Regions from separate parts of the Mus musculus genome. Here region 1 is linked to region 2. Evidence: chromatin loops called from intact Hi-C (ENCODE). Cell type or tissue: gastrocnemius. All regions are shown on one strand. Links, peaks and the distances in the headings refer to the core of each region. The heading gives the core; the rest is flanking DNA.

Region 1 (6,086 bases), core at 961-4,960, 260 kb after region 2:
AGACACACCTGACCCCACTGGCTCTTATGAGACCCCAAACCACCCCGAGATCTGTCCTCACCTAGGTCACGCACATAACTTTCCCTCATTAAGCAAACACGCGAGATTTTCTGTGGAAAGGGAGTCTGAGAGGGCCTGAGAGAGGAAGAAGAAACTTTCTGGTTAATGGGCAGTGCTAAGGTGGAACAAAGTTCTGCAGGCGGCTGCCAATTCTGCCATTTACAGGAGCTTTACCTGCTGGTGGTTGGGGGGAGCTGCAAGAGAAAGGGGGGGGTCTTCTGGAGGTGCTTTGGCCACTTTAGAGGGAAAGGTCCAGTGATATCAAAGGATGATATCTCGTGTGGCTGTAAACCTGTGCCCCGGGCCTTGGCATTCAGAAACCAAGCCCCACTGACACCCAGCTTTCTGGGGCCAACCACCCATTCCTTCTACACACAAGCCTTCCAGGTATAGATAGTGACCTCTTCATCCACACAGCAAAAGAGGTAAGGGTAGTGGAGACTAAGGCTGGGTACCAAGGCCTTGGTTACTGCTGTCTTATGCTCTCCCGTGCCCAACACAAAGGTGTGGGTTTAAAAGGCACCTGTTATTGGTATATGTCCCCATAGCCATTTGACCACCTGCACTAACCTTGGAGTGGAAAAAAACAAGGCCACCAAGGTCTCCATTTCCCCTCTTCTCTTGTTGGGGTGCCTTTAGTTGGACCTCCAGCACCTGAAGATCTGAGGCCTCAAATCCAGAAATGACTGGCTGCCCCACTCCAAGCCCAGGCCCTCCTCTGTGTACCTGGCACATGGCTGGTGGGGGGGGTCAAACCTTAGGGTGGCAGGCAGAACCAATGGTCTCCTGAGGGAACTGACTGGAAAGACAGAGAGAAGGAGAAAGAAACGTCCTAGAACAAAGGCAGAGTCAATTTTACAAATAAATTAAATCTACTGCCCGTTCTCTAAGGTGCTTCTTTTTTTTTTTTTTTTTTTTTTTTTTTTTTTTTTTTGAGGGGTTCCATGAGCCAGAATCTTTGTAAAAATGAAACCACGTTTCCAAAGAAGCTGCACTAAGGGTTTCACTCGGCCTTCTGAAGTACAGTGTATATAGAAAGGAGAGAGAAAAGGAGGGGGCCAGAGAGAGGGAAACTGAAGCAAGCTGTGGGGTTTTGTTTTTCCACACGGATGAGAGGTCGGTGAGGCAAGCTAAAGCAGTGTCAAGTTGTTGCTGAAGTGAACATTTTTATCAAGTGCGGGGGATTTTATGGTCATGATTTGAGGACTCACTGGTGGGATAGAAATTCAATGGCTTGTTCTAAATCATCCCTACACCGTGCCAGAAATTTCTGATGGAAGGAAAATGTTTCTATTATAAGAAAGAAAAAAAAAAACAAGAAAGAGCTCGGAGATCAGTTATAAACACCCAACGGAGGGCAGATTTATTGGAGAAACTCAAGTTGAGAAGACACTCCGCTGGCCTCTTTACACCTGGTCCTGCGGAAAGAGAAGAAGCCACACGGGGTTCTGGGGTCATTTTTGGAGGCTCAGGTTGGAGGCAGGTTCAGGCTGGACTGAGAGGAAAGTGAAGATTGGGAACCAGCCAAAGGGGTTGTAGGCAGTCAGAGGGACAACCTCAGAACGGAAAAGTGCCTGGGTCCAGGCTTCCAGCTGCTCCGTCCCAGAAGGACTGGCTTCCCCGAGGTTTGCCAGAGTAAGGACGCCAAGGGCATAGCCTGGGCGCGCCCGAGGAAGCCGCAGCTCTCACCTGGGAGTCCGGAAGCGTGGAAAAGCCAGAGACTGCTCCCCGTCGCCATGTCTGCCTCTACTGCTGTTAGGAAAAATGCGCAGGGTTTTGACTGAGCCTTCCGAGGAGATTCTGAAGCCTTCCCGCATCCTGCATCCCACATCCCGCATCCCGCATCCTGCATTCCGCACCCCTAGGGAGAGTCTGTCCGAGCCTTGATGACCAGGCACTCGGCCAGCCTAGACCTGCACACATGTAAAGGCTCTGGAGTCGGCGCCCTGGGGCAGTGGCCCCTCTGACTTGGAGCACCACCGAATCTTCACCAAAGCCAGGTCCCCATTTCTCCCAAATTTGGAAATCTCCCAGATTGGCACGTCCGGATTCTCTCTTCAGCAGGTGTGGGCAGCCCGCCTGGGGTAGCTTCCTCTTCAAAAGACCTGCAGGCTCACCAGTCTCACCTGACCCATTGTCCTGCACTTTATTCCTCCCTCGCCCCCACTGCAGGAAAATCTCAGTTTTTCAAATCAATTCGCCTCCTTGATTTGTGCCTATTATTTCTATATTTTTATTATTAACATTATCTCCGGTTCCCACGCATTTCTCGCCCCATCAAACACAGCAACTGGCAAACAGCTTTCTTACTGTGAGAAATTCAGAAAATGAACCATTTGAAGAGAGAAAGGAACTCTGTTATAATTGAAATATATACAGTAGGGGAAAGAGCCATAACAAACCCTATTTTTTTTTTCTATTATGTGCAAATTTCTCATGACTTTTGGTAGCTCTCTGTTTCTAGATACAGGGCCGAACAAGGTGCTGTGTAGAGCCGCTGGGCCGGCAGCCGCAGCACTGGGAAATTTCATATGGAGCAAGGATGCCATCTAGCGGCCACTGTGCAAAAGACGTCCTTATATCTGCTCAGCCAGGTTCTCTGAGAACTAGCAGAGGAGGCAACAAACGATTAAACTTTCATTATTACTAGAAATAGGGGAGAGAAATGAAAGCAGATAAGAAAAAGGCTTCGGAATCAGGAAACAGTTCGTGGAATAGTTCAGATAAACTTAAAGGGGAAAAAAGCTGTATATCCACTCAGTCCCTAATTTATATTGAAGACGCTAAGCTTTAGTCAGTAAAAGAAGAAATCAGCACGTTTTAAGCCTTACACGAATATTTCACACGCTAAAGGGTAACAATTGGGCTTTTTGTGAGGGATGAGAAGGGCCGAGGGGATGAAACAGAACTGAAGAAGGATCAAGAGGCTACTCTCCCTTATGTCTGGCCTTGCTGGACTGTGTGTGTGTCCCTGAGTCCGTGTCCGTGCGTGCGTGCGTGTGTGTGTGTGAGTGTGTGTGTGTGTGTGTGTGTGTGTGTGTGTGTGTGTGTGTCCGCGTGTGCAAAGGTTTCTTATTTATGGATGGTGGTTCCAGAGGGGGTGTAAAGAACAAAGACAACAGTCAGAATTTCGATTACTGAAACTTTAGGGACAACAAACCGTTCTTCCTCCCAGCTGCTAGCTTCTTTAGTTTTTACCCTCGGGGAACCTCACCCCATTGCCCCTGATTCCCAAGTCCCAGACCCCAAGCCTCAGTCGTGGGCGCAAAAGGGTTGAGGGTGAGGATGGGGGCCGACCCAGCCATTATCCCACCAGATCCAGAGCCCAGGCTCATCTGAGGCTCATCTCCGGAAAGTTTCCCCTCACTGTTTGCTTTGCTGCTGTTTAGTTTCTTAACCTTCAGAAATTTATACCCTATAAACTTTTATAGCGGTCATATTCTTTTATTGCTGCGCACACGGCATTGAATTCCTCTTCCAGCTTCTCTCTCTCTCTCTCTCTCTCTCTCTCTCTGAATCTCTCTTTTATGACAATTGATTTCCTCATCTCCGGCTTCCCAGGCTCTGCACCTTCGCCTTTGTCTTGTAAGAAGCCACTCCAGGCTAGGGACCCAGACGCGGCTGCCAGAGGCAACTCCAGACACCCTCGCCTCCAACCCCTCAGCGGCCCAGTCTCCAGCTTCGCTTTTTATGTTTATTTTTGGCAGAAACTGGGACTTCCTTCGCTCATCCTCTGCCGCCGGCAGAGCCTGGAGAGCCAAGGATGGAGAAACAGCCTAGTCTACACTAGCTTTAAAGCCAGATTCATTTTCCATCTTTAACATAACCCTCCTGGCAGGCCGCCTGTTCCAGCCGCGGTACCAGTTTCTCTGTCTCCTGTTTCTCCTCTCCTGTTTCTCGGATCCCCTCGCCCTTTCGTTAGAGAGGGGTAGGGCCGGCCTTGGCAGGGCTTCTTTCTCTCACTCCGGCCAGCCTTTGTCCCCACCTCCACCCCAACGCACAGTGTCTCCGCTGCAGTGTGGCGTGTGCAGCGGAGAGAAGCTCTCGAGGTCAGCTGCAGAGCTGCAGGCCGGCAGCAACCGCATCCTCACGATTGAAGAAGAAGAAAACAAAAACAAAAACAAAACAAAACAGGGCTTCCAAGACCTCACGACAGGCTCTGGCGGGGACACTGCAGACGATTCTTGAAGCCAAGTGTGATTCGGGAAGGGGTCCTTTTGAAAAGAAATTATCCCCCATTTCTGAAACGTTTGTGTCCCACACTCCTCCGTGGCTTTCTTTTGAGAACTGTCACTCGCCCTGATCGCAACCACCCAGACTCAGCAAGCTGCCCTAGGAGTGTGTGTGTGTGTGTGTGTGTGTGTGTGTGTGTGGTGGGGGGTTCGACAAAGAATCTTGAGGTTCAACCATTTGAGCTCTCTCCCACCACTGGGTCTCCACTACACTCAACCACCATCCTCATGGCAACAGCCGAGAAAAGGCACTAACTTCCTCCTTGCTGGGTGTTTGGAAGTGGTTAGCTGAGAGATGATGCTGCCTCCAGGAAATACTAGCCAAGCTTCTCCTTCCCTGAGTTAATGGCGGAGGTCTCCAGAGCAACTTTGTGAGAGACCCCTTGCTATAGGGAGACTCTGCTCCAAAAGATGTTGGAGGTTGTCTTTCCTCCTTCTCCACTCTCCTCGTTCTACCGGAAGAGCCCTGCTCAGTTTAAGCCCAGGTCTTGGAACTTGGGTACCCACCAGGTGTCAGCACCACCAGAGCAGGTAGCAGGATCTAAAAGGTCAAAGGAGAAAGCCTGTGACTGTGGACACTAACTTGTCTTTGTTTGAAGCCATGCTTTCAGCAAATGGACGCTTTGCTAAATGACCAGAGGAGAAGTGACACAGAATAAAACGCAGGAGAGGTTTGTTTTCTAGAGTGATATGTATATTTTTTGTTCTTTTTTTCCCCTTTTTCTTCCAAAACAAACAATTAGAGCTCTAGGCCCCTTGCCCTCCCCACTCCCACCCTCAACCCTCCCTTATAAGCAACAACTGAAAATCACTGCCAAAGAAATCACAAAACACAAGCACAATGTCACCACAGCCACCGACAAAAGCAAAAAAAAATTAATAAAATAAAATTCAAAGTTCTACTGGAATGACCTCTTTGCAGTCAGGAGAAGCGGGAACAAAAGTCCACGGGTGGAAGGGATTGAGAAGCAGGGAGAGCAGAGAGGCAGAGAGGCAGAGAGGACCCCCCTCTGCACGATGGGGAGGTGCGATGTTTGCCTCTTTCCTGTGCACACTGGACTGTTTGCCAGAAGCGTATGCATGCAGCAGCAACAGGATGGATACAGCAGTGGACTTTGCAGGAGGTGAAGTCCCCACTCTGAGTCTTCTTTTGGACCTCTGGCTGGATGCCAAGGGGCTCTCTTCTTCCTGGGTCAGGAAACTGGTGAAATGGAAAGATACCCACTAGCCCTGCTTGCTGAGGCCATTGCTCCTCCCGGCCCTGACTGCCTACTCTGGAAGGGAGCTGGGGAATTGATTCACAATAAATTTTCAGACTCTTCTGACCCAGCCTTCTCTATGGTGGGGTTGACCTAGCAGAGAGGAAAGGGACTTTTTTTTTTTTCCTACAATGGGAGACTTGTCTTGCTGGTGCAAGATGGGTTTGGTGGAAAGGAGAGTTGATTTCAAAGTTGGAGGATAGAGAGGAATCTGAGACTGTGGTCAGCAAGAAAAGTTACATTCTGTCAAATGGGGATAGGAATGTATGAATGGGGAAACAGCACTGTCAGGGCTCTACAACCCACAATTTGACCTCCTTTAGTTGGAAGGAAAGGAAAACATGCAGAATTAAACACTTCCTGCAGGGAAAATACGAGGGGACTCCACTAATGGTACCTTCATAAAACCACTCCCTGCTTTTTCTTGCCCTTTCTAGCTCACAACAGCTTGGGGACAGGAATGGCCACATCTGCCCACAGGCCTCCCCAGATATGGGGTCTAGCTGGCAATTCCATAGGATACATATTGGGATGT
Region 2 (6,086 bases), core at 901-4,900:
CCTACCCTGGCTTCCCAAGTGCTGGGACTAAAGGCACGCACCACGGTGCCCATCCTTAAAATAAGTTTTATAAAAGTGTTGTGGAGATATGACATAGCTTCTATACAGCCTTCCTCTAGCCTTCCTCCGTGCCAGCTTCTTCCGTGAGTGAAATCTATCTGCCAAACCAGCAAATTAATATTGCTACGCTCAACCTTTCTTTGTACTGCTTGGGACTTTTCATTACTGCCTTTCTTTGTGTTCCAAGATCCAGTCCAGCACACGGATTGGATTCACAGCTGCCTTGTCTAAAACTCTCACCCTCAACACCTGCCAGGAGCCGCCACTTGATTTATTCACTTCAGAAGTACAGTCACTTCCATGTGATCCCGGTGGTTTCGGAATAGTTACACAGGTGGACTTTAAGCCGCGCCAATGCATTGGGTACCATGGGTACCTGTGCCCCCGTCTTCGTATGCAGCAAGGAGCGATTACAGTTCAGCACTTCCTACAGAGCCTGTGTCAGCATGACAGACAGCTGCTGGTGAGAAAAACATTGAGAAATATGCCTTACACTTAAATGCGATTAGTTCTCGACGATGTCATAAGTGTTTTAGCAGTTACATCCAGTGGCTCGCCTCCCTTGGGCTTGCACAGAATTGAGCCTATCACGGTGCATAAAAATAGATGCTCTGGTGTAATTAAAATGATTACAACTAGTTGAGATGCATGGGTGAAAAGTTTTATAGAATTGACAATTACTGTGGTCATTTTGGATGGGCTTAAGTTAAAAGGCATGGTTTTTCCTTAAAGTGTAGCCACTCTCGTTCTCTGGACTCGTCGGCCGCTCTCACAGTCCCCGTTCCAACTAGGATCCAGTGGGATCAGACATAAATGATCACAAGCTACAGTGACAGACATTTCCACTCAGCAGCTGAACAATTAGGGCTTTGAACTCCATCTGCTTAGAGTGGCTTTCTCACAGGCCAGCCCCTCTGCCGCTGGAGACACACTTCCCACTGCAACTCACTCGGAATCAATATATTTCTCTACAGATATATATTCTAACACACTATATCTCCATTAATCACCTCCGCCGCCTTCAGCCTTTTCTTTTGTATTTCTAAACAAGATCTAGGGGAACTCTATCAGGGGTTCACCTGCCATTAGCTGGTAATTTGTTCCTCGATTCTAAGTGTCATAAGAATTGGGTGCTTCATCCGCTCCTTGGTATATTCAATGACAGGTTCTCCACTGGGCACCTGTGCTGAGGGCCCATCCTGGGGGTGATTTCTCTATTCTTCTTTTCTGAGAGCCAGACTCAATTCCATTCATGCTTTGCAGAGTGATAAGTTGGGAGTTTCTGAGGTTGGAGCAGGAAGATAGAACAGCTCTGTATCGGGTGTAAGGTAATTATTTGCCAGGGTTTCTGTGTTGTTTGTTTTTTATTCTGTGTTTTCATTACCGGCTAATGAGTTTTCCCCCTTAATTCAGAAACAATGGCTTGGCCACTGGAAGTTGGCTTTTGCTGCGTTGGATTCAACCAGCTGTTGCTGCTCCATAAACTTTATGGAGGAGTGAATTAAACTGCTAAAAACTTCCATCTACTAATTCAACTCCAAATGGAGTCAGAGAAAAATGAACCACAACGTTCCCCTTACAGGTCTTTGGACAACCCAGTCTAGTTCTGAACCTGCAGGTGCTATCTGGGGACACAGCCAGGGCATGGTGACAATTTTACCGAAGAGACGAAAAGAGACAGGAAAACAGGTTGAGCATTTAAAAAACTTCAATGAATTACAAGAACAAATAACATAAAACATAAAGACACGTTTTCTGCTCAATAGATGTATATAAAGGCTCGTTAGTTTTTCTCATGTCGGTATAAGTCTCTGCCGTTTATCTCTCTTCCAATTAATTGTGAGTGTGCTCTCATAAAATCTGTTTGTCACCTGTAAGCAACTATGTGTCACATGGTTAAAAAACGTCCTGGCTTTGTTATGACTTTTTTTTCTCATGTCTTTGGATAATATACAGAAATGGAAACTAGTGTGAAATTGTCATTTTGGGTGGTTTTTGTTTTTTGCTGTTACGACTGTTGACATTAAAAAGAGAACAAGAACTTCCTGCTCCATTTGATATTTAAGAACCCACGAGGCATGTGGCTCCCTCTTTAAACTAATAAATCCTCACTAAAATGCTATAAATAAAGTTTCCTGATCCAAATCCAGTTAGCGTTCATGCTTGGTAGCATTGATATGGCCAGCTTTTCTCAGACCAATTTAACACTAATGCAGTTCCCAAAGTTGAACTCTGGTAGTGCCACCAAAATGGCGACACCTTGTAACCTTCACCTAAGCCTCTGGATCTAAAGAAACGTGCTGTATATGGATGTGACCAGGTACGTGAAGCGTTATTCACACGTGAATATATTACTGAGCACACCTGTGACATCAAAGTCGGGGTCGGGAGGGGAATCTGTCAATACTTGCAGTATAAATTATATACCATTTTGCACAAACTCATGCATTAGAAAATGTATGGTGTTTTCCACAGAACATCTGTGAGGCTTCACCGACTCCTAAATATCCATTTGGACTTGCGTGGTTGGTTCTTGCGATTAATTCACGGACAGTGAAGGTCTCAGATTCTTCTCTGTTCTATGTAGTCTGACTTCTTGCCCATCTTTTCCCTCCTGCTCTATCTATCCATAACTCAATGTATAAATATTCCCTGCCACTCTCACCCCTCGCCTCCAAGGCCCTGGCGGTGAGTGTAACAGTACCAAATGTCATTAACTCTGCAGAATGGATGAGAGTCATCCGGGTAGAGCAAGCTTCCATCTATTACACTTTTTAAAGTTGTTCCGAGGTCTCCCATGACAAGTAGTCTGAGCTTGAGTTCTGAGTGCAAATTCTCTATCTTCTGAATACTGCTAACTAATTACATGGCCACACTAAGAATAGTGCAAGAATGGAATGGTGTAGATAATAAGAAATTGAAGCAAATTGATGCTCAGAGAACAGTCACTAGGGAACACCTGTGAATCTAGCAACCCAAAGGATAGCACAGATTAATAATACTCTCAAGTGAACCAAACCAGCGAGCAGAAAACTGGAGAGGACTGGCTAAGACTGTCTTCCAAAGTAGCCCCTCCTCCGCTTTTAAAGAAAATGGTCCTTTGTGGTGCAGTTTCTCATTTTAGCCAGTAGGGTGAGCTGCAGTGCGTAGCATCAGCGTAGCTCTTTCAAAAAGGGAAAGAAAGAATGGAAGACAATCATAACAGACAGACTGACAGGTAGAAACAGAGTGACACAGACAGAAAAGCATACATAGAGCCAGGGCCAGAGCCAGAGCCATCCATCCATCCAGACAGACAGACACAGACAGACAGAGAGATACACGCAGTATGAACTCTTCTGCTCCTGCCCCTGTCATTTCTGGAAAATGCTGTGATCTTTAACCCTGCTTAGATTTTTGGATAAGGGCTCCTGGATGTTAATAAACTGAAGGGCTGGCAGCAACAGACACAATGAGATAATTGTATATGTGACAACACACACATAAAGCAACCTACAGTCTGTCATTTGCTGTTCCAGCCTTACTGGAGCACATCCCACTGCCTGCTGTTGTTCTCACTGGTACCAAAATGGAACCTGCTGAGTTAGAATATTTTCACTACTTATGAGATCTTGACAGAATTTTTAAAAACTGTGTGAACCTGCATTTGGCGGTACACAGATAAATACAAATATGTTGATAGTCTAGCCGCTAGGCAACCGTAACCCAGAATCACTGGTCTGTGGTTGCTTTCTTTGGACCACTCTATTCTCTGTCCTTCACTCTTACTGTAAGCTATTCAACTTCATTTCAGTATGTGTTAATTTTCAGGAGACAGTCAGCTACAATACTGAATGGAACAACTTGCTGTATTCTGAACTTTATACAGGCTCTAGTCTAGGCTCTTCAGGTATACCCCTGGGACATGTTAGTATCCCAAAAAGGATACAGATGAAGAAACCGTGATATAGAAATAAAACAACTTGACAAATTACCCAAAGTTCAGAAGTGACTAGAAGTGGGAAAGCGAGGCTTTGACCCCGCCCTGTCTGATTCTAAAGCTCCTCCCTAATCCACTGACTCCAAGGCTGCGTGCTTTCTAAATCATGATCATCATGCAAAGGCAAAGAATACTGAATGACAGCCAGCAACGTGAGCTCACAGGAGCGATTCCACTCCACATGTGACTGGGAAGGAAGCAGCCTCATTCACGGTTCAAATGTATGGTTCTTCATTGCTGGGATGGCTTTTAAAATATCTTTTTCTTTTTTGCAAGGATTCCATGCTCACTAACTATAATACAACTATTTCAGGCCTAGTCAGATCAATATGCTGAATTTTTGAAGTATTTTTCTGTACAATCACATGGAATTGTGGGCATTTTGACCCTGCAACACAGAAAACAAGCTCAAGCGGCCCATACCTAAGAGTAGCTTGGAATCTGCCACTTCTCTTCTTGGAATCACCATGCTTTAAGTATTCTAGTAGGAAAGTTGCTTGAAAACATAGAAGTCCACATTTTGTTACCTTTTTTTTTTTGTAATCCCAGTTCATTCCAGGGTCTATTATGCTCCATGACTTAAGACATCTCTTGAAATGATCAGGCTAGTTCCATTTCTAGCATCTTTTGCTGAAAAAGAGTGAGATGGGCTGGAGAGATGGTGCTTGCCCCTCCTGAAGGAAACCTGAGCTCAGTTCCCAGCACCCACATGGTGGCTCACAACTTCCTGTAACTCCAGTTCCAGGGGGTATAGCGCCCTCTTCTGGTTTCTGCGAGCTCCTGCATATGCATATAAATTGATGCAGGCTCATACACATGTATATAAATAATAAATCACTTTTTTTTTAAAAAAAAAGAATGAGATAGTACTTTCTTCAGGCCACTGCTGGATCTGAGCCCAAGGGATAAGGATGAAACAGTGAACACTAAGGACTAGAGTGTGGGTGCAAAGCAGCTTTTGACATACAGTAGACAGGGGAGTTATCTCTGTGACTAATGCAGACCTCTAGTAACCACCAAGGCTGTAATGGAAAACTGACAAGATCCCAACTCCTGTGCCCCTACCAAGGTCAAACAGAGATTCCTGCTCATGCATGTGACACCGCACCTGTACGGTCAACCCTTAACAAGCCAGCCCTCTTACAAACAGCACTGTCAACTCGGTGTTCAGTCCCCTGAACCAGAAGTTTCAGATGGAACATCTCCCTGTCATTTTTACTGAAGCATTGTTAGCACAAACAGAGTGTATAAATCTTAAGGGTTAGAGGCATCCGTTGGTTATCCCACAGCCAGAGGCTTTCTGGTAAAGGAAAGAATATTCCGTTGTCTGATCCCTTAAGAGTTAATCCAAATGGACTGTCAATCACCTAGACAGGAAAGTACCCCACAGGACCCCATCTATTCGAGACACTTTAAAAAATAATATAAGGCCTCAACGCTACACAAAGAACCGCAGGCAGCTACAGAATGCTGAGAGCAGGAGAAACGATCCTCTCCAGGGAAGAGCACACCAGTCGGTTATCAGCACCAAACGGTCAGCCCTGAAACAGACACAGGAGTAACATTGTACAGACTGAGATGGTTATATTTAGGAATATATTCGGATATATACATACACATGTAACAACAATTGATGAGTACACACATGCAAATGCATGATAGATAGATAGATAGATAGATAGATAGATAGATAGATAGATAGCAGATAGATAGACAGATAGATGGTAAATAGATGATAGGCAGACAGACAGACAGATAGATAGATAGATAGATAGATAGATAGATAGATAGATAGACAGACAGATAGATGGTAGATGGTAGATAGAAAGATGATAGAAAGATGGATAGATAGACAGACAGACAGACAGATAAATAGACAATAGACAGACAGATGGATAGATAACCAATAGATAGATAGATAGATAGATAGATAGATAGATAGATAGATAGATGTAGAATTTAAAGTTTCTAAGTTTAGGAAGATTTTTATGGTTGGCTAGGTGGATGGATGGATGGATGGATGGATGGATGGATGGATGGATGGATG

The links. A loop is a pair of places that touch in the nucleus more often than their neighbours do. Peaks named below come from ENCODE experiments on the same cell type or tissue, not always from the same donor. Only the 100,000 strongest peaks of a DNase experiment are listed, where the experiment ranks them.
Region 1: a loop joins it to region 2, with 6 times the contacts of the local background. A loop is called at or near these places in 9 of 42 quality-filtered maps.

The regions. Positions count from the first base shown.
Region 1 is chr11:96,275,478-96,281,563 of GRCm38, reverse strand. It overlaps Hoxb9 (homeobox B9), which reads right to left. Exons shown (of 2, transcript NM_008270.2): 2 at 4,969-6,086. It also overlaps a transcript of Hoxb8 not described here. Among named protein-coding and RNA genes, the nearest start is that of Hoxb8, 3.4 kb to the left of the region's middle. In gastrocnemius, for the core only: no CTCF peak of the experiment used is centred there; DNase peaks (open chromatin) are centred at 2,024 and 2,595; H3K4me3 peaks cover 1,906 bases; H3K27ac peaks cover 609 bases.
Region 2 is chr11:96,533,464-96,539,549 of GRCm38, reverse strand. All of the region lies in intron 3 of Skap1 (src family associated phosphoprotein 1), which reads right to left. It overlaps Gm38960 (a long non-coding RNA gene), which reads left to right. Exons shown (of 3, transcript XR_880182.3): 2 at 248-523. Among named protein-coding and RNA genes, the nearest start is that of Gm38960, 3.6 kb to the left of the region's middle. In gastrocnemius, for the core only: CTCF peaks have their summits at 3,179 and 4,795 (motif pointing left); a DNase peak (open chromatin) is centred at 3,171.